Regions from separate parts of the Mus musculus genome. Here all the other regions are linked to region 3. Evidence: chromatin loops called from intact Hi-C (ENCODE). Cell type or tissue: gastrocnemius. All regions are shown on one strand. Each heading gives the region's core, and the rest is flanking DNA. Links, peaks and the distances in the headings are about the cores only.

Region 1 (8,085 bases), core at 4,014-8,013, 55 kb before region 3:
CCCCATTCGTAGATTTCAGTGGGGTCTCTGGGAGCTTTAAAAGGATAATTCTTGGGGCTCATGAGATGGCTCATCACATCAAAACACTTGCTGTCAGCCCTGAGGATCTGAGGTCAGTTACCAAGACCCACGTGGCAGAAGGAGAAAACCAATTCCCATAGATTGTCTTCTAACCTATATACGAGCTCTGTGAAATACTTGTGTGCCTCTTCCCCAACCCTCTGCCCCCAAGGCGCTCTTGAACATACACATGCATATGCACATGCATATATACTCCCTCCCTCTAACTTCCAAGGGGCAGAACTCTTAGTTTGGTGCTGTGGTGCATGCCTGTGATCTCAGCTGTTTGGAAGGCTGAAGAAGGGGATCACAAGTTTGAGGCTGGCCTAGAACACACAGCAAGATCTTGTCTCCTCCTCTCCACATTATTTTTTCTTTCTCTTTCTTTTGCTTTGAGACAAAGTCTCACTTTGTAGCCCTGGCTGGCACGGAATTCACTGTGTAGAACCAACTGGTGTTAGATCTGAGAAAAAAACCATTTCCACAACTGTCTGATTAAGAGAGCTTTATTGAGAAGTGCACAAGGGACTGGCCAGATGGCTGCCTTACCCTAAGTTGGGGTTTCAGAGAACAGCCCCTCACTGGCTTTTGGGAACCCTTTTATGAGGAATGGGTTAGGGTTGATAGACACAGCTGTCCATGCTGGGCAGTGGTGGCTCATGCCTATAATGAGAGGCAGAGACAGGCAGGTCTCTGAATTTAAGGCCAGCAAAACAAAATGGGGGGGGGGGGCAACAAAAGAAAAGGAAAAGAAAAGACAGCGGTAAAGATAATGGCTGTTAGCACTGGACAGAGAATGGGGGCACTCAGGGCTCAAGGCTGCCTTGGGGTAGATAAGTGTAATAGGAAACAGCTGTGGTTACTGGCTGCTAGAAAGGAGGCAATAAAAATAAGAGCAAGAACACATTATGTCAAAGGGGAGCCATCAGGTACCTGGGAAGACACACTTTCATAAAGCAAAAGGGTGATCACTTATCACAGGCTCAGGGGTTTATCAAGACAAAAGAGTGGGCCCGGTTCAGGGTAGATTGAAAACAGTTTGCAGGATACTTTAGGTTTAGGAAAGAGAAACTTATTCTTGTAAGGAATGGAGACTTAATAACAATGTATAACAATATAGCTCCTGGTTTGTCTCACACCTGCTTTAAAGTCACAGAGATCCTCTGCTTCCTGGAGTGAGGAGTCCATGAAACAAAGAGCCTCAGGTGATCTGAGCAACTCTGGCCTGAGCTTCTGATGAGTACAGCTGCCTGACAAGGAAGTCCACCTCTCTTAAGCTTAGTTGTGCCGGGCGTGGTGGCGCACGCCTTTAATCCCAGCACTCGGGAGGCAGAGGCAGGCAGATTTCTGAGTTTGAGGACAGCCTGGTCTACAAAGTGAGTTCCAGGACAGCCAGGGCTACACAGAGAAACCCTGTCTCGAAAAGCCAAACCAAACCTCAGTTTTATTTACCATGAGACTGCAGGGAACAGATCTGCGTCTCCTTGGCAAGGGAAGCTCCCATTCCTCATCCTTCTCTCCCTTTTTATTTTCACATCATCTCATTAAGCCTGAGCTAACACTGAGTGCTGGGGCATTTAAGGCAGTCACCACCTAGCCTGGCTTTGCTTGTGGGTATGTATATGAAACAAGTTCTCTCTACATATCCCTTACTATCTTGAAACCCACTATATAGATCAGGCTGGCCTCAAACTCACAGAGATCTGACTGTTTCTACTTCCATAGTGCTGGGGTGCTGGGACTAAAGGTATACACCACCATACTCAGCATGCTTTCTTTTCTTTTAAGACTCGGGTTACTATGTATCGTAGGCCGATCTAGGACTCCTGATTCTGCTACCGCCTCTGTGCTAGGATTACAGGCCGTTACACCCAGCTAAGACTCCGTCTTAAGAAGAAAAAACTGGGGGGTGAGGGGAGCTTATTAGCACAGCGCCTTGAAGATAGTATTGTTATTCACTAGGGCAGGCAATTTGCTTAATCTCCATGTCTTGAACACCCAGCTCAGCAAATGACAACCCAAAACACACAAACTCTGACAAGGTGCCTCAGGATTGTGTGTCCAACTTTTAGATGTTCTGCTCTGAAGAGGCAGACCTCACAGAGGACCTCCAAGATCCTAGGAGACTCTGTGATGATGGAGTAAGGGTAAGGGTTTCTGGCTGGGAACTTGCAGGAATAAAAGAAAGGAAATGTAAACACTAGGGGAAGGGAGAAAGGGGTAGGTGCTGGGTGAAAGAATAGAAACCTGAGAAAAGGATTTGTGGAAAAATTTTAAACTCCACTCAGATCAGTAGGAATTCAAAAGTGACTCATTGGGAAATGAAGAGTTAAGTTTCCACATCCTGTGGCCTCCAGGTAGTCCATTCTGGGATTTTGTTTTGTTTGGGGGGAGGGAGATTGCTATTTATCACTCATTACACCTTTATAACTTTCCAGGTGGTTGCCAGGAATACCTAGCACAGCCCAGTAATTACAGCTTGTGCCTGGTCCATAAAACCCTTAAACCCAGGGCTGCACTGGGAATTAATTTCTCTTGGTTCTGAGACTGGATGCTGCTGTTAACACGTGCTTAGGGGATCCTGGTGAGATCCCGAATTGTACAAACCTCCCTGATACTCTGTTCTACGTGCAGAGTTTCTCACAGCAAGTAAAGAGGCGAGGGCTGTGGATGCAGTTTACTTGGCTGAGCTCCTGCCCCGCATACCTGAAGCTCTTGGTTCTATCTCCAGAACTTCATAAACTGGGTGTGGTAGTTCACACCTGAGTTCAAGCTTATCCCAGCTACTTTGGTTAAAATTCCTTCCCTGGAGACATAAACACAAAGTCTACTTCTTCTTTTAAGGTCCCCCATCAAAGGAAGGCGTGGTTCTGCCAAAGCTCACCCTAGGGAAACAATGCATTTCTTGGGCTTCCTTCCAGAGCAGAGAGGTAAGGGGTGTTACCTACCTGGGCATAGATGCTCCTTCTCCTACCCATCCCACAAGGATGGGCTCCCCTTCCTCTGTGCTCCCCTGGCCTATATACTCTAGCCTCCTCCCAGGTCATGTGCAATTAAGGCAGACTTGCAAACAACAGGGACTGGGGTTTTATTACCTGGAGGAACAGGTGAGGGTCTCACAAGCCTCCTCACTCCTTCATGAGGAGGTGTACAGAGTCAAGAAAGCCCAGCTTAGGATACTTTTTTTTTTCTTGCAAGGGGGTACAGTTGAACTCCTCAAGACTGCAGTTGCTTGGCTGGGACAATGACAGACACAACAGCTACATAGCAAGTTCCAGGCCAGAGTGGGCTACATGATTATCAAGGCTTTCTCAAATCAACCAACCAACCAGGTAATACTATTTGCATGAAATTTAAGAACAAGTGCCTATGCGTTATACATATTTCAGCAAAATATAGCTATCATACATTTTTCCTGGTAACTAAAAAAATAGTGGGCAAATAGAGCAACAAACTAGAAGAATACAGAATAAACATGCAGCTCCTGGCTGTAGCCCAAGAGACCAGCAATCACAATTCCCTTTTAGTCTTTTCAGAAAAGATTTATTTAGTGTATTTTATGTGTGTGTGTGACTATTTTGCTTGAATTTTGTCTGTATCATGTGCACCCTGGAATTGTGGGCAATTGTGAACCACCAGGTGGGTGCTGGAATCAAACCTGGGTCCTCTGAAAGAGTAAGAGCTCTGAACTGCTGAGTCATCATCTCTCCCTCCCTCCCAGCCTCATTTATCAGACAAAGAAATCAAACCCCATTTAACAGAAGAAGAAGAAGAAAGGAAGGACTAGGGCTGAGCATGGAGTTCAAGGCCAGAGCATGCCTGCCCTTAGCTTTGAGAAGACCAGATGTCAATGTCTAGATCTGCAAGACACAGAAAAAGAAAATAAGATCCAGAGAGGCATTCTCTACTGCTTGAGTGTTTGGGCATGGGCTATTGCAAGACCCTTGCTTGGTGCTGAGGATATGAAAACAAACCAAAAACAAAAAAGAAAAAATGGGCAACTCTCAGTACCTTGTACTCTAGGAGCTTCTAGACTGGATGGTGGGAACAGTGTCCGGGGAGGAAATTACCACACAGCACAGTGAGTAATGGGCTGCTTGATATACACCTGTCCCAGAGAAGGCCATGGAAAAAATGACAGTGCAAGTCAGCTGGACCACAACATCCAGGAAGTGTCTCAGGAAATTAAGAAGAGTTTAGTTAATCAAAGAAGCCTAGTATAGGGAATTCTAATCCTGGATTCAGAGGCAATAACCCAATCTCAGAAATCTCAGTTCAGGGAAGCTCTAAAAACTCAGCCTGTCAAGTTCACTATAGTGGTACACACCTGTAATTCCAGCTCTCAGGAAGCTGAAGCACAAAGATCATGAGTTCAAGGCCAGCCTGGTCAACTTAACAAAACCCTGTCTCAGAAACACAAAAGTAGGCTGAGCATGCTGATGCACACATTCAATCCCTTCACTCACAGATAGAATCAGATGGATCTCTGGGAGTTTGAGACCAGCCAGGTCTAATGAATGAATGAATGAATGAATGAATGCATGCCCAGGCCAGCAAGTTGGCTCAACAACTAAGTGCTGGGCCACCAACCTAAGAGCCTAACTTCCATTCTCAGGACCCATCTCAGGTGGAGGGCAAGGACCAGCTCCTGCAATTTGTCCTCTGTCCTCCACATGTGTGTACTGTGACCTGAAACCCCCTGACACACACACACACTACACATACACTCACATAATAAATAACCCAATAACCAATAACAAAAGTACTATCTCTCTCCTCTCACTGACAAGGATCAGCACATGCAGGCTCTTACGCAGGAGTAGATACTGAGATTTGCAAGCCCTCTATTTTAAATGTTATGATTTTTAGAGAAGTAGTTCCTTCATAGCATAGACTTTTACTTGAGCTAAAAATGTTTGTATTCATCAAGTCTGTTCCCTGTAGAAACACTGTGGCTACGTGGGAACAGTGTCAGGTGCCTGCTACAGTCAATAAAGAGGTTGCTGTTTATAAGGCACTTAACCTTGTTTGATTTTGAAACAGGATATCTCTATGTTGTCCAGGTTGGCCTTGAATCTCTAGGCTCAGGTGATCTACTTGGCTCAGACTCTGAAGAAACTGGTATTGCAGGCCTGTGTCACCACACACCTGGCAAGAATTTAATAAGTCTGATCTAATCAGCCTGGAGCTGCTCTCAATGCTCAGTAGTGACACTACAAGATCTGTATGCTCTCTTGCTCTCTGCCAGGGCAAACTGCTCCCATAGACCTTAATATCTATATATACACACATACATACACATACACATAATAAAATGTACATATCTACATAGTAATAAAAAATGGGACCCCAGGACTAGAGCAATCGCTAAGAAGTTAAGATCTTCCAAGGGAGAGTTCAGGTCCTACACTTATTTCAGGCAGTGAACCACTACCTGAAATTCCAGTTCCAGGGCATCTTGTGCCCTCTTCTGGCCTCCTAGGGTATCTGCAATCACACTTCCCCTGGTTCTGGTTCATGCATGTACCTACATGGCCCCCCAGGGAACACACACACATACACATAAATAAAAACACCTAAACATGGTGGTGTTTCAAATCATGGTGATTCAAAATCATGCATAGGGGTGGAAAATAAAAAACAGATCGCCCAGCATTCGTTATAGGTGGAGGCAGGAGGATGGCGAGTTTGAAGCCAGTATGAATTACATGGTGAGATCTTGTCTCAAAAGGCAGGAGAGATGGCTGGCTCTCAGAGTACATGTTGCTCTGAGAACCCAAATTTGGTTCTCAGAGCTCACAATGGCCAGTTACTCTGGCTTTATGGAGTTTTGTATATGTGTATGTTTATTGTGTGTGCCTGGTCCCTGAGGAAATCATAACAGGGCATTGGTCTCCTAGAACTGGAGTCACGGATAGTTGTGAGCTGCGATGTGGGTGCTATATGGACTGGACCTGGGTCCTCTGCAAGAGCAGTAAATGGTCTAACAGTTGAACCATCTGTCCAGCCCCCCTCTTTCTGCTTTTGTATGGGGCAGGTTTCACTCTGAAGCCCTGGCTGGTCTGGAACTCACTATGTAGACCAGGCTAGCCTTGAGCTCACAGAAACTCACCTACCTCTGTGGGGATTAAAAGTATATGCCATTATGCCCATACAAAAATAAGATAAATTGTGGGAAAGAAAGAATGAAAGGAAAGAAAAGAAAAGAAAAGAAAAGAAAAGGAGAGAACATTATATTCATTTCCCTAAAATGATGCTATCTGGCTCCAGCTTTATAGCCATGTCCAGCTGTAGCCAACTTTAAGGTGAGAAATCACTCCAATGCACTTAGAGATTAATAAGGAGAACTCTAATAAAATCATGATCTGGGGCCAGGCTAATGCTATGGGATGTGAGCCACAAACAGAAATCCACCATAGGCTGGGCGTGGTGGCACATGCCTTTAATCCCAGAACTCGGGAGACAGAGACAGGAGGATTTCTGAGTTCAAGGCCAGCCTGGTCTACAGAGTGAGTTCCAGGACAGCTAGGACTACACAGAGAAACCCTGTCTTGAAAAACCAAAAACCAAAACCAAACCAAACCAAACAAACAAAAAAAGAAATCCACCATAGCTTATCAGGCTGTAATCTTACATAGGCATTCCTCTGAGGGTGGATTCTCGGGTTCCCACGCCAAGTTACATTTCTGAGCAATTAGTTCTACTAGTTTTACATGGGCAGAAAGACACTGCAGTTTTTGGTTATATTTAGATTTTAGATTACACTTTGGGGACTGAGAAACAGATACAGTGCGATACCTCTCAGAAACCATCTCTCCATTATATAGGTCTGGCTGTCCTGAAACTCACTGTGTAGACCAGGCTGGCCTGGAACTTACAGAGCACTGTTCTGCCTTTAGCTACAGAGTGCTACAATTAAATGCATGTACCTCCATGTCCAGACTGAACCTGTCTTCTAAATGGCTATCCTCCTTGGCTTCCTGCATGCTGAGATTACAGTCCTGTGCCACCATGCCCCATCTTGGAGGAGACTTAAGTGCTCAGTGCCAGGGCAAGAGGTATGTGGGTAGCATGGCACTGCTAATTTTTTTTGTGAAGGCTTCTTGGAAAAGCTAACAATGCAGCGGCTTTGCCAGGGTGTGTTTCTGGAGGGTAGGGATGCCCAGGGTAGCATTGAGGAACCTGTCCTAAACACTGCCTCCACACCCTGGTCCTAAACACTACCCAACACACCCAGCAGGCTTCCATAGACCTGTCTGTCTGTCTGTGTCTTTGAACAGTCTTGATTTGTAGCCCAGGCTGACTTGAACTCTGATCTTCTTGTCTTAGCTTCCAGAGTGTTGGGGTTGATTCTGGGCATGTGACACCACACCTGGCTTTGAAATGTTTTGTTTTGTTTTTATACAAAAAAAATGTTTTTTTCATTTACTGAGCATGAAAAGGAGAGGCGGTAAACTATATACCAGACTCTCTATAGTGGCTATAGCCTAGGCTGGGTTATGGAGAAGTTTATTTTCTCCACTATGTATTGTTGGTTGCAGACTTTGTCCAAGTTTGTAAAGGAGAAGCAGACATAAGGCAACTGTCATGAATTCCTTGTTTCACCCCTTCCTTCTGTCCTTGGATTCCATGCATACTATGACACCTTCTGGTTATAATGTGACTTTTGTCTGTGCACCAGGCTCCAACCTCATTAAATTAAAATTACTCTCCTCTACCAGCCTGCCAAGGGAGGCCATATATGATGAAATGAGTGTTGTGTGGTCATGGTGAGGGAGAGACTGAGAGATGCCCACAGCCTTCAGGCGTAAGGACGTTTCCCGGTAAGAGGAAAGCAGAGTGATGCTGTGAGCAAAGCTTTTGCTGTGGAACTCAGCAACAGGAGGGGTTCTGTAAAGCAGCTCTGGAATGTCTCAGTGCGCTTTCTCTGTAACACCTCCACTCCCAACCCCAGGCCCACTGTGCTAAGGAGTGAACATAAGTCTTTGCATTCCAGTACAACATTTTTATTTCCCACCCAATGTT
Region 2 (8,085 bases), core at 217-4,216, 50 kb before region 3:
ACACGCCTTTAATCCCAGCACTTGGGAGGCAGAGGCAGGTGGATTTCTGAGTTCGAGGCCAGCCTGGTCTACAGAGTGAGTTCCATGACAGCCAGGGCTATACAGAGAAACCCTGTCTTGAAAACAACAAACAAACAAACAAACAAAAATTTAAAAATAAATGAGTCATAGAAAAAGGAGGAGAGGGAGAAGGGGGCTGAGGAGAAGGAATAAGAAGAAAAGAAGGGGGGGGCTGGAGAGATGGCTCAGTGGTTAAGAGCATTGACTGCTCTTCAGAAGGTCCTGAGTTCAAATCTCAGCAACCACATGGTGGCTCACAACCATCCTTAACAAGTGTCTGAAGACAGCTACAGTGTACTTACATTAAATAAATAAATAAATAAATAAATAAATCTTAAAAAAAAAAAGAAGAAGAAGAAGAAGAAAAGAGGGAGGGAGAGAAATGCTCTCTGAGCCTTTACAGAAGCTCTGTGGGAGGGGAGTGCTGAAGAAGAGCCAATCTGCTGGTGTGCTGCTTGGAGCAGCTGCTAATGTGGATCAGGGTTGGGTTGGGAGAGAAGGAAGTGGAACAGGAAATAGGGATACTAGGACATGAACACTCCTGCATTTCAAAAAGACCACTCTGGTGAGATAGACTCTGAGACTATTGAAGATCTTATTGTTCTCTCTTACTAGTAGATATACGTTCTAGAGAAATCTTACAGGCCACAAGGGAACAGGCATGAGGTTGCTCAACATGGCAGTGTGTGTGACCTCCAAAAGTTGGATACAATTATCCTTTATCAGGGGTCCAAATAACTTCAAAACTAAGCTTGGTGGCACAGGCCAGTGACAGCAGCATTCAGGAGGCAGAAAGAATGCAAATTCAAAGCCAGCCTGGACTACCTAGCTCATCTGTCTTAAAAATACAGAAAAAAAAAAAAAAAAGGATGGCAATAATTGTTCTAAGACACAAATGACAGTAATTGTAAGTCACAGGGCTGGAGAGATGACTCGGTGGCTAAGGGCACTCTTCAGACAGCCCAGGTTTGATGCCAGTACTCAGGTGGTGGCTCACAGTCATACATAACTCCAATTCTAGAGGATCTGACAACTTCTGCCCTGTGTAGGCTCCAGGCATGTGAGTGGCAGTACATAGGCATACGTGAAGGCAAAATACCCATACACATAAAATAAGATAAAAATTAAAAATAAAGTTTAAAAATATAGACACAAGGACAGGTTTAGAAACAAAAGAAATGAAAAAGACATAAGGAAGCCAGGTGTGCTGGTGCATGCTAGTCCCAGCACGGGGGAGGCAAAGGTGGAAGGAGTTTGAGACCAACCTGGACTATATATTTAACTCCAGGACTATATAGAGTGACCTTGCCTTAAACAAACAAGCAACCTGGGTTAATCTGGTGCCCTCTTCTGGGCTGCAGGAATACATGCAGGCAGAATGTTGTATACATAATAAATAATCTAAAAAATTTTTATTGTTCTTTCATATATCCCCAAATTGGGAATCTTGGGTGTGACCCTCTACACCCTACCCCAGCTATTCAGGAGTCTGAGGTTGGAGGATGGTTCTAGCCCTGGAATTCCAGGCCAGTCTTACTAATCAAAACCAGATAATGGGATCAGCAAGATTGAGTAGAAGGTAGAACATTTGTTACCAAGACTGCTGACCTAAATTTGATCTGAATACCCACAAGGTAGTGAGGTTCTGCTCCCACGGGTTCTCCTGTGATCTCAGCACAGCTCCATCGCTCTGGCTGATGAATGCCACACAGGCATCACTGTGACTGACGAAGAGGGAAGGGAAACTTCGGTGGGGATATATGAAAGGAGAATAAAAATTCTTTTTTTTTTTTTTTAAAGATTTATTTTATTTTATTATATGTGTGTACACTGTAGCTGTCTTCAGACACTCCGGAAGAGGGTGTCAGATCTTGTTACGGATGGTTGTGAGCCACCATGTGGTTGCTGGGATTTGAACTCAGGACCTTCAGAAGAGCAGTCGGTGCTCTTAACCACTGAGCCATCTCACCAGCCCTAAAAATTTTTTAGATTATTTATTATGTATACAACATTCTGCCTGCATGTATGCCTGCAGCCCAGAAGAGGGCACCAGATCCCATTACAGATGGTTATGAGCCACCATGTGGTTGTTGGGAATTAAACACAGGATATCTGGAAGAGCAGCCAGAGCCATCTCTCTAACCCTCTAAGAATACATTTTTAAAAAATTATTTTGTGATATATTTTTACTTTGTGTATATTGTGCATGTAGGCACTTGAGTGCTGCAGTTGTTATGGTGGACAACATCTTCTTCTAGTTAGTGTGTGTGTGTGTGTTTCAAAGATAGGGTCTGGCTATGTGGCCTTGGCTGGTCTAGAACTGCCTGCCTCTGCCTTCTAAGTTGAGGGACTAACGTATGTGCCCCCACTCCCAGCCTTAGTTCAAGTTTTATCACATGTCACGTTTATTTATTGTGTGCACGCACAGACGCATGTCTGCTGTGACATGAGTGTGGAGCTCAGAGGACATCTTGGAGGAGCTGGACTTCTCTTTCCACCATATGGGTTCTAGAGCTCGAAGCCTCACAGTCAGACTTGGTGACAAGTGCCTGTACCTGCTGCACCATCTTGCTCTTCCTCAGACTCTCAGCGCAGACTCCTGAGTGTTGGAATTAGAGGTATGCTCCATCCACCACACCAGGCTGGAGACATTAGAAAAATCTGTCGTTGCAACAGCAGAGGCCAGTGGACTCCATGGATATGGAAAGTAGAAGAATTGTGCTCTACAACTGAATAGACATGCAAAGCATTTCCAGCAGGGCCAGAAGCCTGACAGACAAACATGTTTTTATTTTACAGGCCCTTGGTGTGCTGACTGTAAGGTTGGAGGGAAATGGGGATGTTAAGGACAAACTCCAGGCTCTGGCTCTGGATAGCATGTCAAGTGAGAGGCAACAAAATGAAAACCGAGGATAGGATGGTATTTTGTGTTGTTTTGTGACAGGATCTCTATTGTCCTGACTGTACTGGAGTTTGCTATGTAGATAGGCTGACCTCAAACTCAGAGTTCCTTCTGCTTCTGCCTCCCAGATTATGGGACTAAGGACATGCACTACCATGCCCAGTTTGTTTGTCTGTCTTGAGACACATGAGGAGGAAAACTCTATAACCACACACACACACTGCTTCCTCCCTCTTCCTTGACCTCTTTCCTCTAAGCTGGCCTTTAACCCCTAGGTACAAATGATCCTCCCGGGGGCTGGAGAAATAGCTCAGCGGTTAAGAGCACTGACTGCTCTTCTGAAGGTCCTGAGTTCAAATCCCTGTAACCACATGGTGGCTCACAACCATCCGTAATGAGATCTGACACCTTCTTGTGGAGTGTCTGAAGACAGCTACAGTGTACTTACATATAATAAATAAATAAATAAATCTTTAAAAACAAACAAAAAACAAAAACAGAAACAAATAATCCTCCTGCCTCTTCCTCAGAAGTAGCTGGGACTACAGATGTGAACAATAAGGATTAAATAAAACAATAATAAAAACAAACAAACAAACAAACAAAACCATTAACATATATAGAAAATCAGGAATTAAAGGCACAAGGGATCCACCAGACAGCTGCCTCACCACAAATCAGTATTTCAGATAGAAGCCCCTCCCTGGCTTTTTATTGGGTTGATAAAAAAAAACAGCTGCTAGATAATTATTAATTAACAGCTAGATAATTAGCAATTTGATAATTGGCTGTTAGCACTGGGCAGAGAATGGGGGCACTCAGGGCTCAAGGCTGCCTTGGGGTAGATAATTGTGACAGGAAACAGCTGTCAGGATATGAGGCTGCTAGAATGGAAGCAATAAAAATAAGAGCAAGAACACATTATGTCAAAGGGGAGCCATCAAGGTACCTGGGAAGACACACTTTAGTAAAGCAAAAGGATGATCACATATCACAGGCTCAGGAGTTTATCAAGAAAAAGGCGTGGGCACACATCATGGGGTTACAGGTTCAGGGTAGGTTGAAAATTATGGCTTGGTTTTGACCTGGGAAAAGAGATTGGAGGAGCATATTTTACATATCAAAGCAGATCTGGCCTCCAGGTTTTCCCAGCATCCCTCAGTCTCTGCCCCTAACCTTGAACTTTCCAGCCCAGGGACCCAGAGGCTCCTGCCAATATAATCCATACATTCTGAGGTGGAGAAATAACCTATCAGTTTGCAGGATACTTAGGTTTAGGAAATGGAAACTTATTTTTGTAAGGTATGGAGACTTAGTAACAATGTATAACAATGTGGCTCCTTAATAGCAATGTAGCTTCTGGTTTGCTACACACTGGCTTTAAAGTTACAGAGAGCCCCTGCCTCCAGAGTGAAGGGTTAATGACACCAGCAAGCAACTCTGCTTCTTAACCCAGGTTCTTGTGACCCTGGCTCCTGCTGCTCGGACTTCCCCAACTGTAGCTAATGGCTAATGACTTAAAGCCTCAGGGGAGCTAAGAAATTCTTGACCCAAAAGTTGACAGCAGATAGCTTCCGCAGGAAGTTCCGAGCCAGTAAACAGGAAGGCCAACATAGGTGGGAAATCTGCATATGAAATCATGTACCAACATTTCTGAAACTCCCAAGTCCCCTGTGCTTCTGTGCAATCTCCACTCTCAAGACTGCTGCTGCCTCCATCGTGCTAATGAAAGGCAATCTGCTTCTTTGCAGGAAGGTCTCTTTTCACATCACCTTGATCAGTCCTGACCAAACACTAAACGCAATAAAACTTTCTTCCTTACATCACCTTTTAAAGGATATTTTAAATCACAGCACCAGGAAAAGTAACAAAAAACACAATTATGAACCCTAAATGTCTCAGGATGAGCAGCTATGTCCATATTTAACACTCAGGAAAGACAGTTGCTTTGCTCTTGGCAAATGGAAAATCTGTAGGAGGGCATGGTGCCCTAGGTTTGTTATCCCAGCACGGGGAGGCAGAGGCAGTGGGATCACCAGTGCAAGGCCCACCTGCCTCAAGCAACAAAACAGGGAGGTAGCAGAGAAAGGCAAGTCTCTGAGTTCAAGGCCAGCCTGATCTACAGATCAAGGTCCAGGCCAATCAAGACTACATAGTGAAATTTTGTTTCAAAACAAAACAAAACACAAACAAACAACAAATGAAACTGTTAGGGCACGTTGTGTGAAGATGTGCCTCTGAATATTCAATTGTTGATGTTGTACCTGAAGAGAGCTAAACCCTGACACTATCTTGGTATTGTTACTTCTATGGCCCATTACAGTCCTCATATTTTATAAATATTCATCCTTCCTCAGTAGCTACGGACAATCTAGATTGAATCTTATTGCCTGTAATAAAGAGCTGATGGCAGGCCAATTGCTGGCAGGAAGCAAAGGGTGAAACTTCTGAGAGAGAAAAAGAGAGAGAGGGAGGGGTGGGGAGAGGGAGGGACAGACAGAGGCAGAGACAGACACAGAGGCACTGAGAAAAGAATTGAGAATCGAGAGGTATACAAAGGTAAATGGACAAATCAGAGTAGAACAGAGAGGCAGAGCTAGCCAGGTGTCAGGACAGAGTTCCAGGGTTAGTAGGGTTAAATAAACTACATGGCTTGCTGGAGGACTGCTCTAGCTAAAAGGCCTAAACTTTAAAATATTAAAAAGCCTCTGTGTTATTACTTATACCACTGGCAGGTGGAAAGGCCTGCTATACCAAACCGTAAAAACTGTGTAATTGTTTGAGCCAGTGTATCCTGCTTTTCTAGGATATCCAGGGTGTCCTGGAGCTCTCTGAATAACCAGGCTGGCCTCAAACTCACAGATATCCTCCTGCCTCTGCCTCTTGAGTGCTGGGGAGTGAGCTATCACACTTGACTCTGGAATTCTTCATAATATGATTTTCCCAAACTCACAGATGTAGAACTGAAACAGGATGGGTGATAGAGCCATTCACTGCACCTTGATAAGAACTACAAGTGGTGATGGACACCTTTAATCCCAGCACTTGGGAGGCAGAGGCAGGTGGATCTCTATGTGTTCAAGGATAGCCTGGTCTGCAGAGTGAGTTCCAGGACAGGCAAGACTACACTGAGAAACCCTGTCTTGATGCCCCCTGCCACTTGTAACAACAACAACAAGACACTGTTTCTCTGTGTGATAGCCTTGGCTGTCCTGGACTCGAGTTGTAGACCAGGCTGGCCTCAAAGTCATAGAAATCCACCTCTCCTTCCTGAGCACTGGAATCAAAGGCATGTGCCACCATGCCTGGCTAGCTTCTTTCCTTCCTTCCTTTTTCTTTCTTTCTCTCTTTCTTTCTTCCTAGACTAGTCTCACTGGTGTCTTGAACTCCCTATATAGAACAAGCTAGCCTCATTCATAGACATCTACCTGTCTCTGTCTTCTAAATGCCACTAGCTTTTCCATGTAGTCCAAGATCACCTTCCCAGAGAACGGTGCTACCTACAGTGGCTGGGCCTTCTGTATGAATTAACATGGTAACGTGGTAGTGCACTCCTATAATCCTATATAATCCATTAGACAATTCCCTATAGCTAGGTCTGTCTGGGAAATTCCTCAGTGAAGACTGCATTGTCCAGTGGCTCTAGGCCCTGTCAAGTTGTTAAAATTAACCAGGACAACTGACTAGACATACAGATTCAATGAAAGAAAATTATTTTTTCAAACTGTAAAAAGTATGTGTCTCCGTGTGGGTATGTGCACGTGAGTGCAGGTGCCAGAGGACAGCACATCAGTACCCTTGGGGCTGGAATTGCAGATCGTTATAAGCCACTACTGTAGGCACTGGGAACTGAACACGGGCTCTTTGCAAAAGCAGTACATGTTTTTGATTGCTCGGCATCTCCCCAGACTCATTCATATACATACACACACACACACACACACACACACACACATATATATATATATGTATACACACACACACACACACACACACACATATATATATATATATATATATATATATATATATATATATATATATATATATATACATTAATTTCTTTGCTAGTCTAGGGGCTAAAATAGTTTCAGTGTTAAAATGTAAGGTTTCCTAATAGAAAAATATCTGATAGCTTGTTGTATGCCAGGCACAGTGCTATGTACTGGGAATGTCTAATGATCTTGACCTTATAGCATTTGTAATTCTATCAGAGAATAACAATATGTAATTATAAACTTTAAAAGATTTTCAAAAATATTTTTATTCTATGTCCAGGCGTATGTATATGTGTATGTGCACCTGTGCAGTGCCCTCAGAGGCCAAAAGAGGGCATTAGATCCCTTGGAGCTGGAGTTACAGGCAGTCTGAGCCAGCTGACCCAAGTGCTGGCATTCTAATTCTGGTCTTCACGATTGAGCAGTACTTGCTCTTAACCACCAAACCATATTGATTTTTTTAGGTGTTATGTACGAAATATTAGGATAGTTAGGGTGGGAGCAGTCCCTAGGGACTGAGCCCGGGACCATGCTAAGCAAGTGTCCTACCACTGCACTAACTGGGCAGGCATCCACAGGGTAGGTATCCAAAGATGTAGCTAAATGTTTGCATGTCCAAATCTTTTATTTGCTGGGAAGATTCTGTAAAATACAAGTACTAAACCTAAAACTGCTTATTTGGAATTTAAAAATATTTTCAGATACATTTTAAATTCACGGCAAATTTCAGCTTAAAGTACAGAGTTCTCATCTGCGTCCTGGGGCCCTCCCTCCTCATCCCCAACAATCTGATGTGGTTTTGTTGTTGTTTTCTTCTGGTGCAGAGGATCCGCTCCCATCACCTTTCACATGCGAAGCGAGGCTTCACGCATGCTTTTCTGTTCCTTTGACTCTGATCTATTAAATCATGATTAAGTACATCAAAGCACAGGTGTCGAAGTAAGAACTACGTTTCCCAGAGTGCAATGCAGCACGTCACAGAGAAGTACCCGGCATGCGCAGAGGAGTCCTCCGCGCTCGACCGCGCTCATAAGAGAAACAGCGTGTGTGGTTCTTGACGCGCCGCGAACCTTCGAACGCAAGTGCGAGACTACCCTGTGAGGAAACGTTCCAGGGATTCGCCTG
Region 3 (8,085 bases), core at 2,039-6,038:
GCTCCAATATTAAAGGCATCTGACCCCATGTCTAAACCATCCTGAGTTCCTGTCACCCATCACAACACACTGAGGGAATTTTCTCCTGTGATGGCAAAGGAGAAACAGGGTCAAAGGCTGGACTGTTGCAACCTTGTGATATGGGTGCTGTTGATCTGGAATTTGGTTGTTCCTGGCTCGGGTATCACTCTTGCTGAAGGCTTCACTCTAGCTGGGCAGCACTGTTGTGCAATGGCTAGTTCATGAGAACTGACCTAACGTGGAGATTGATCCGCTCATGACTCATGTATGGATGGCATTCTGGGGGGTCTCATTCCTTACTGTTCCCCATGAACTTTCACTGTGATGTCCTGCCTCAGTACAACCAAACACACACACACACACATACACACACACATATTGTGGCCTGAAGCCAAGAGTCAGAATGCACCTGGAGTTCTATTTTATTTACAGCAAGGACAAGCCACCTATACAAACAACTAGATCAGGTTGGTCCCCTGAGGGGCCACCATACCTGTACTAGAACAAGGCAGATCTGGGTCTAGCCAGCTCTCTTCCATGTTCTGTGAGCGCCTTTTTCTGTGACTCCCCTTCTCTCAGATCTCCATCCTGAACCCCACAACACTGACAGGCAGATGGCCTCTTACTCCATGAGACAGCAGAGACCTCAGCAGCACAGGACCAAGGGTCTATCCAGGATTGGCTAGCACTGCCCTGGCTCTCACCTTGACCTTCATCCAGCGAACTCTGGGGGACCAGAGACACAGGCCAGTGAGTTTTGAGGAACCTCAGGGCTGGAGTGCTTTCCAGAGCTTCAAGACCCTGGTCATTTTCCTACTATTTCTTCACATACATGAGGGGGTCACCAGGGCTTCTGAGCTCTAGGAAGGGAACCTGAAACCAGATGGAAGCCTAGAGACATTTCTCTAGGTCAGCATCCTGATAGACCATGCCAAGTATCTCACTGACCCGGGTGGTACCTGGAGAGCAGGGAGTGGGAAGTGACTGGGGCTGAGGGCTTGGCTGTGTCTGCCAAGGTGGGAACTACAGACCTGGTTATGGAACTCTCCTGGTCATCAGGAAAGGCTTGCAAGCTGTGCAGTGCAGCAATCCCCTCTGCAGTCTTTGACACTGGGATGCCCCACCCCAGCTCCATGTTGCAGAAACAGCCAGCCACCTCCATTAGAAGCACACCACTACCATTTGAGGTGCTCTTGGCTTCAAGAGAAAGACCAGGAGGCTTTGGGGGAAGAGCACTCTGCTGGAGCTCACAGAGCCAGCTAGTGGTAGCTGCCTGGAAGGCAGGTCTGTCTTCAGGGCAGTGATCACCCGTGTGGCTGTACAGTAGCTCACCTGTAGAACATCCTATGTTCTCAGTATCCCACAGGTATTCAGACCATTAAAGAACTTTTGTTTTTTTTTTTTTTTTTTTTTTTTTTTTTTTTTTTTTTTTTTTTTGGTTTTTTTTTTTGGTTTTTCGAGACAGGGTTTCTCTGTATAGCCCTGGCTGTCCTGGAGCTCACTTTGTAGACCAGGCTGGCCTCGAACTCAGAAATCCGCCTGCCTCTGCCTCCCGAGTGCTGGGATTAAAGGCGTGCGCCACCACGCCCGGCTAGAACTTTTGTTTTTAATTTAACTTTATTATTTTATTTATGTGAGTGTTTTGCCTGCATTGTAAACCACCAGTCTGCCTGGTCCCTCAGAAGCCAGAAGATGCCATTGGATCCCTTGGAATTGGAGTTGTAGGTGGTTGTGAGAGACCATGTGGTGTTGGGAATTGAATTTGAGTCCTCTGCAAGAACAGCCACTTAACCTCTGAGCTGGCTCTCCAGCCCCCATCAATGGACTCTTGGGGGTAGAGTCCAGTCGAAAAGTTTGGTAGCTTTCCAAGGGATGCCTGGTGCTTATGTGTGAACACAAGGACCTTTGTGCTCCCAACTGAGGCTCCAAGTCACAGGTGCTACCCTCTGAGCCTCTAATTATTATCTTGTTTGGTTTCAGTTGTCAACTTCACCCAGCCCTGCATTTTCGGAGGGCTCCTCAACCGGGAAACTGTCTCAGCCAGACTTGCCTGTGGGCACATCTGTGCGGGCATTTTCTTTATTGCTGATTGATGTGAGAAGGCCCAGCCCACTGTGGACAGTGCCACCCCTAGGCAGGGGGTTCTGGGTCATATAAGTGTTGATTGAATGAAGCACCAGCCAGAGAGATGGCGCCAATAGGCAACCCCCTGCATGGTTTCTAGGTTCCTGCTTTGAGTTCCCACCCAACCTTCCCTCGCTGATGGACTGGAAGTGTAACATGGGACAAGCCCCCTCCTCCCCCAAGTTGCTGGTCCCAACATTAATCATCGCCATGGGAAAGCAACTGAAGACAGTAGCTGTTACCTCTGAGAAAGGTAAGGGAGGAAGCAAGGCCACATGGTTAGGCCAAAGCCTCCACTTCACGCCTTCCTTTCCCGCCCAGCTCTGAGAAAACATCAGAAGGTACCCTTATCCCAGCCTTTGTGTGGTGCTCAAGTAAAAGCTGCCAGTTACTGAAGAGAGAAGCAGGAAAGGTACAGGGGGACACTTAGGATCAAGTCTCCAGCAAGTCTGTCCAGTGTTCCTGTAAGGGCAAAGAGTGGGTCAGAGGTAGTCTAGGAAAACCGGGGGGGGGGGGGGGGGGGTTTGGGCAGAGTCACTTCTCACCTCCTCTAACTCCAAATCCTCTTCCTCCTCTGTGTCCGCGTGGCACTGCCCAACCAGGTTTCCCCAAAGTAGTGATTTCTTGCAGCTGCCAAAGGTGCAGTTGGTGGAGATGCCAGAGTGAGGATTCAGGGAGCCAGGGCTGGCACGTGGGCACCTTCTCCCCAGGCTGGGAAGAGGACTAGGACTCACCTAGGACAATGTCCCTCTAGGGGCAGAAGCTGCCCGGGCTCTTCCTGCAGGAACTCCTCTGCCAAGCAGATGATATGGGCCCTTAGGGGACAACCAGGGTGGGGGCAGCACAAGGGGCCCTCTTCATCCTGTCAAACATGGCAGATGAGAAGTAACTTGAGAGCAACACACTGCATGCAGAGGCACAAAAGTGACAGGGAAAAAGCAGGAAGCACACGAAAGAGCTGTGACTTCAGAAGGAGACCAGGGAAGATCTCACAGGATGGCTGGTTGTCCTTTCGGAGGCTCGAACAGCCTCTGGCTGGTACTATAGGTTCGGAAAGAACTGCCCTCCTCATTAGACATGTGTCAGGGTGGGCAAAGTCCCAGGTCTCCGCCCCGATGTGCCCTTACCTGCAGCAGACGCGCACACAGACTGCATCTGGCCTTGGTACCTAGATCCAGCTGTCGCTCGCTGTCAGCCTCGCTTACAGCTGGTCGTTTTGGGACTAAGGGCTGGGGTGGAGGTGGTCCAAAGGCAATGGGCATGTGTGCCGGTGGCGCTGGACAGAGTTCATGGCGGAAGTCAGGTCGCAGCCAACGCAGTGTTAGAGGAAGGCGCACCCACGGAGGAACTCGAAGCATGTGCGCCAGAACGCGCAAGTGGAAGGCAAAGGCAGCCTCGCTGCGCAGGCGCGGCCCCACGTGCGTCAGGCGGCGTGAAGCTTGAGGATGTTGCCAGGCCCATTCAAACTATAGAAGGGGACGACCCAAGACAAGGTCAGGGTGGTCCTGGGTAAGGTCCTCTAGATAAACCAGTCTAGCCCGCCCTTACACCTTTCTTACCCGAAGGGCGGCCACAGCAGACGGGAAACCGTGTATGATCAGCACCATGTCCCTTGGAAGGAGAGGGGCACGGCCAGTGAGTCCCCAACCCACCTCGACCCTGATAGAAACTGAATCCCTCCACCAGGCCCGTGCTCCAGTTCACACTGAGAGCACAACCACACCGCTTCACACCCGGCCATTAGAACTTGAATCTTTCACGGAGGCGTAAGACCCTGTATCTGCCAGTCTCAGGCTCCTCACCCCGTCCCTGATTCCTCTCCTTTGGAAGTTGTACTCTAGCCCCAGTCTTGTTGACCAGGGCCCCTATCTCCTGATCCCTGTCTTTAAAACAAATTTTGCTACTGTATATTAACTGTACAGAATAATAGGTTGCATTGATATTCTCCTACCTGTGTAATATATTTTGACATTACTTATTATAATCACCCCTCCCCCTTCTTTTTGGTCTTTTTCATTCCAAATAGTTCTCTTCCCACTTTCTCTAAATTCCAAATGAGAGAAAAGTTGAGCTATTTGTCTGTTATATCACTTAACATGATGATGTCCAGTTCCATCCACTTTCTCATAACTGGTATAATTTTACTCATCGTTGTGGCTGAATCAAACTGCAATGGCAGGAGAGGCACTTCAGTCATCTGGGCTCAGAACAGTTTGTAACTCCCATTCCAAGGGGTCTGGCGCCCTCTTCTGACCTCTACAAGTACTGCTGAGCTCAGTGCACTTAGGATTTAGTTAAAACACACACACCACATAAAAATAAAAGGTTCCTAAAAATCTGCATCTTGTATATGTCCCATTTTCTTCACCCACTCATCTGTTGATGGCACTGTGCTGGCTAGTTTTATGTCAACTTGACACAAGAGGGAACCTCAATCGAGAAAATTCTTCCATAAGATCAGGCTCTACACACACACACACACACACACACACACACACACACACACACACACACACATGCAAGCCTGTAGAACATTTTCCTGATTAACAACTGATGTGGGAGGGCTCAGCCATTGTGAGTGGTGCAGCCCCTGAGTTGGTGGCCTTGGGTCCCACCGCCTCTGCATCAGCTCTTGTTTGAGTTCCTGTCCTGACTTCCTCCAACGATGAACGTGAAGTGGAAACATAGAGGAATTTTAATCCAGCAACATGGCTGCTCTGGTAAGGAATCACATCCAAAGGCCCAGGTCTATATGATGGGGCTGGAATGCCAACACGGCCTGGACTACAGTATGATTTGCTGGAACGCAGACACGCCCTTTCATCCCTACAGTGAAGGTAAGGTGAGTTTGTAGACGCAGCCATGTTTGAAAATGACATCTAATTAAAGGGCAGATGTCCAACCTACATGAAAACAACACAGGAAAGAGAAGCTACTTAAGAGCAGAGAGAGGGGGCTGGTGAGATGGCTCAGTGGGTAAGAGCACCCGACTGCTCTTCCAGAGGTCCTGAGTTCAAATCCCAGAAACCACATGGTGGCTCACAACCATCTGTAATGGGATCTGATGCCCTCTTCTGGTGTGTCTGAAGATACAACAGTGTACTCATATACATTAAATAAAAAAATAATTCTTAAAAAAAAAAAAAGCAGAGAGAAGGGAGGGCTGTATGTGTATGGAAGTTTGGTCAGGGAAGTTTTACAGAGACAGGTTGTAGAGAGAACAAGCTAGACACCGGTGAAGACAAAAGGAGCCAGAGAATGAGAAGGAGCCAGAAGATTAGAACAGATTGTCAAGGCTAGTATGAGGCCAAGCAGAGCAATTCAGTCAAAAGCTGAGAGAAGCCGGATTGAATCAGCCATCTTGGAAGAATAGATTGTACAGAGGTTAGAAGCTTCCAGGGGTAGGCCTAGGGATAGTTAGAACAGAGAAAGAAACGCTCTGGCTCAGCCCAAGCCATATATTCACACAGCTTGGGTACGGCTCTCCTCTCACCCCTTCATCTGAGGAGATGAAAGCACATTCACATGGAAGTGTAAGCCAAATAAACGCGTTCCTCCCCAGTACGCTTTCGGTCCTGGTGACTCATCACAACAATAGTAACAATAGTAACAATAGTAACCCTAGGGGGCTGCAGAGATGGCTCAGAGGTTGAGAGCACTGACTGCTCTTCCAGAGGTCATGAGTTCAACTCCCAGCCACCACGTGCTGGCCCACAACCATCTGCGATGCATACAATTCCCTCTTCTGGCGTGTCTAAAGGCAGCTACACTGTACTCATATACATAAAATGAATAAATAGATCTTTAAATCTTTATTTTAAAAAATAGTAACCCTAAGATAAGGACCTAGGTTAATTGCATAGCATAGCTTTTGTATCTGATTTTTTTTTTTCTTAAATCCATTTATGTGCATGAATGTTTGGTACGTATGTGCAGAGATTAGAAGAGGGCGTCTGATACCCTGGTAGTGGAGTTACAAAGCAGCCCTAAACTTGTGCACTCGTAATCCAATTAAGCATCACAAATTTTAATCCAGCCATCGCAGAGTGTTGATATACATAAGGTGCCACCTCGCTGCTACGCTTGCTCTGGTGGCAGGCCAGGGACTCAGCACCGCCCCAGATCTAAAAAAAAAAAAAAAAAAAAAACCGGTCCCGCCTCTGTCACTCCTTTGCCCTAGCGGCCCGCCTCCTACGCGGAGCCTTCCGACCAGACACCCGCGCCTTCTTACCAGGGTCCTCGCCCGCTGGTCCGCCATGCTCCACCTTTCTTGCGACCCGCGTTGTGTTGCCGGACCCGACGAGCAGGATTGACAGTGAATCCAACGTAAACGCGGCCCCGATGCCGAGGGTTCTGGCAGTAGAGCAAGTAGACACCGAAGAAGCGCCCGGGTCTTGCTGCATGGTCCATCCGGACTTTCTGGGTTGAAGGGCCAGAGTTGGGGGTGGTTTCTGGGACCTCGGACCTCGGAAAGGGCTGGGTAGCCAGGACTGCAAAACCTTGGTTTAGGAAAAAGCACGGGAGAATGGTCCTGCAAACTCCTGGAAAGCCGGCAGAGCGACTTGCTGCGCCGCCTGCTGGCAGGAGGAGGGTGTGCAAGCGGAACCGCAGGACTGGCTGCCCTCCAGTCCGGCTCGGATTGGCTAACTGTTGGGAGGAAACCTCCCAAGTGCTGGGAATTCAAGGGAGCCAGGAGGCGGAAGTGCTGCCTTCGAAGCCGCCCTAGGAAGGGCGGAAGTGAGCGGCGTGGAGGAAGTGGCTGCAGTGAGGGCGGAAAGCGAGGTGGCGGGACCCGAGGCGAGGTTCTTTGCACGCTGGGCTGTAGCCCCGCCGGGCTGTGGTTATGGAACTCAGCGCCGATTACCTCCGCGAGAAGCTGCGGCAGGACCTGGAGGCAGAGCATGTGGTGAGTGCGATGCTGAGAGGTCGCGGGCGGTGGGGAAGGACTCCTGGGCGCGTGTTCCATCGTCCGGGTCTTCTGCCCGCTAGGAGGTGGAGGACACGACTCTGAACCGTTGCGCGACCAGCTTCCGAGTCCTGGTGGTGTCGGCTAAGTTCGAGGGAAAGCCACTGCTCCAGAGACACCGGTGAGCCCCGGGAGCCAGCCTCTCACCCAGCCAAGCCTCAGGCTCCGGATGGCAGCCCGGGCATCCGCTCGCCATGGGTGGGACCAACTCATTCCCAAAGCCCGGAGATGTGACCCATAGCCCCGAGGGTGCTCCTGCCTTTGTGATTGGATTCCTGTCCTCTCCTTGAATCCCCACTTCTTGGAGACGTCTCCGATCTCCTTGGTCACCCTAGCTTCGGAGCCCATCACTCCAGCTGAGGCCGCTCATTTCCCATTCCCTTCTCTCGCTCCAGGCTGGTGAACGAGTGCTTAGCCGAAGAGCTCCCGCACATCCATGCCTTTGAGCAGAAAACTCTGACCCCAGAGCAGTGGACCCGACAGCGGCGTGAATGAGGGGCCTAGGCCTGAACAGTCATTAAAATTTAAACCTGGCCCAGCTGGTCTCAGTGTGCTGTTTGAAGACCCTGAGGCCAAGTCACGGATGTGGCTTTTCCCTGACTCTCCTCCAGCCATTGTTTCAGCAAATTTGGATGGATTTCTTTCCTGAGCCCTCTAGGTCCCAACTTAAACAATGAAGATTCGGTTCTTAAGTCTGCCAAGGCTTTACTGTCAAACCCTGTGGTCTGTACTGTCACCAAGGTCAGACCTCAAAAAGCAGGGTGTTCCTGCTCTGTCAGCCCTCAGAAACCCTGAGCATTCTCCCAGGTTCCCTCACTCCAGGTTCCTGGAAGTAGCAGAGACAAGATACAGAATTTCTGTCAGTCTCTTCACAGGCGTACACACTCAGGAGGAGGGATGGACACAATGCACGCTGATGTTCAGTTCAGCTCTCCCACAGCTAGTTCCTCTCCACTGTGGATCTTTGCTTTGGT

What was found. A loop is a pair of places that touch in the nucleus more often than their neighbours do. Peaks named below come from ENCODE experiments on the same cell type or tissue, not always from the same donor. Only the 100,000 strongest peaks of a DNase experiment are listed, where the experiment ranks them.
Region 1: it touches region 3 in a loop (4-fold over the local background); 29 of 42 quality-filtered maps call a loop at or near these places.
Region 2: it touches region 3 in a loop (8-fold over the local background); 32 of 42 quality-filtered maps call a loop at or near these places.

Annotation. Positions count from the first base shown.
Region 1 is chr7:126,631,794-126,639,878 of GRCm38, forward strand. Gm39087 (a long non-coding RNA gene) reads left to right here. Exons shown (of 3, transcript XR_869941.1): 2 at 2,905-2,990; 3 at 3,259-3,386. Among named protein-coding and RNA genes, the nearest start is that of Nupr1, 10 kb to the left of the region's middle. In gastrocnemius, for the core only: a CTCF peak has its summit at 5,536 (motif pointing left); a DNase peak (open chromatin) is centred at 5,541.
Region 2 is chr7:126,641,343-126,649,427 of GRCm38, forward strand. It overlaps Sgf29 (SAGA complex associated factor 29), which reads left to right and starts at 7,967. Exons shown (of 10, transcript NM_029339.3): 1 at 7,967-8,085. In gastrocnemius, for the core only: CTCF peaks have their summits at 1,412 (motif pointing left) and 2,116 (motif pointing right); a DNase peak (open chromatin) is centred at 2,122; H3K4me3 peaks cover 232 bases; H3K27ac peaks cover 1,971 bases.
Region 3 is chr7:126,689,049-126,697,133 of GRCm38, forward strand. It overlaps Slx1b (SLX1 structure-specific endonuclease subunit homolog B (S. cerevisiae)), which reads right to left and starts at 6,735. Exons shown (of 6, transcript NM_029420.4): 1 at 6,377-6,735; 2 at 3,705-3,756; 3 at 3,273-3,611; 4 at 2,880-3,007; 5 at 2,691-2,775; 6 at 1-2,607. The coding sequence starts at 6,555. The coding sequence ends at 2,578. It overlaps Bola2 (bolA-like 2 (E. coli)), which reads left to right and starts at 6,952. Exons shown (of 3, transcript NM_175103.3): 1 at 6,952-7,051; 2 at 7,135-7,232; 3 at 7,507-7,645. The coding sequence starts at 6,989. The coding sequence ends at 7,606. It also overlaps a transcript of Sult1a1 not described here. In gastrocnemius, for the core only: a CTCF peak has its summit at 4,404 (motif pointing left); a DNase peak (open chromatin) is centred at 4,394; H3K4me3 peaks cover 735 bases; H3K27ac peaks cover 925 bases.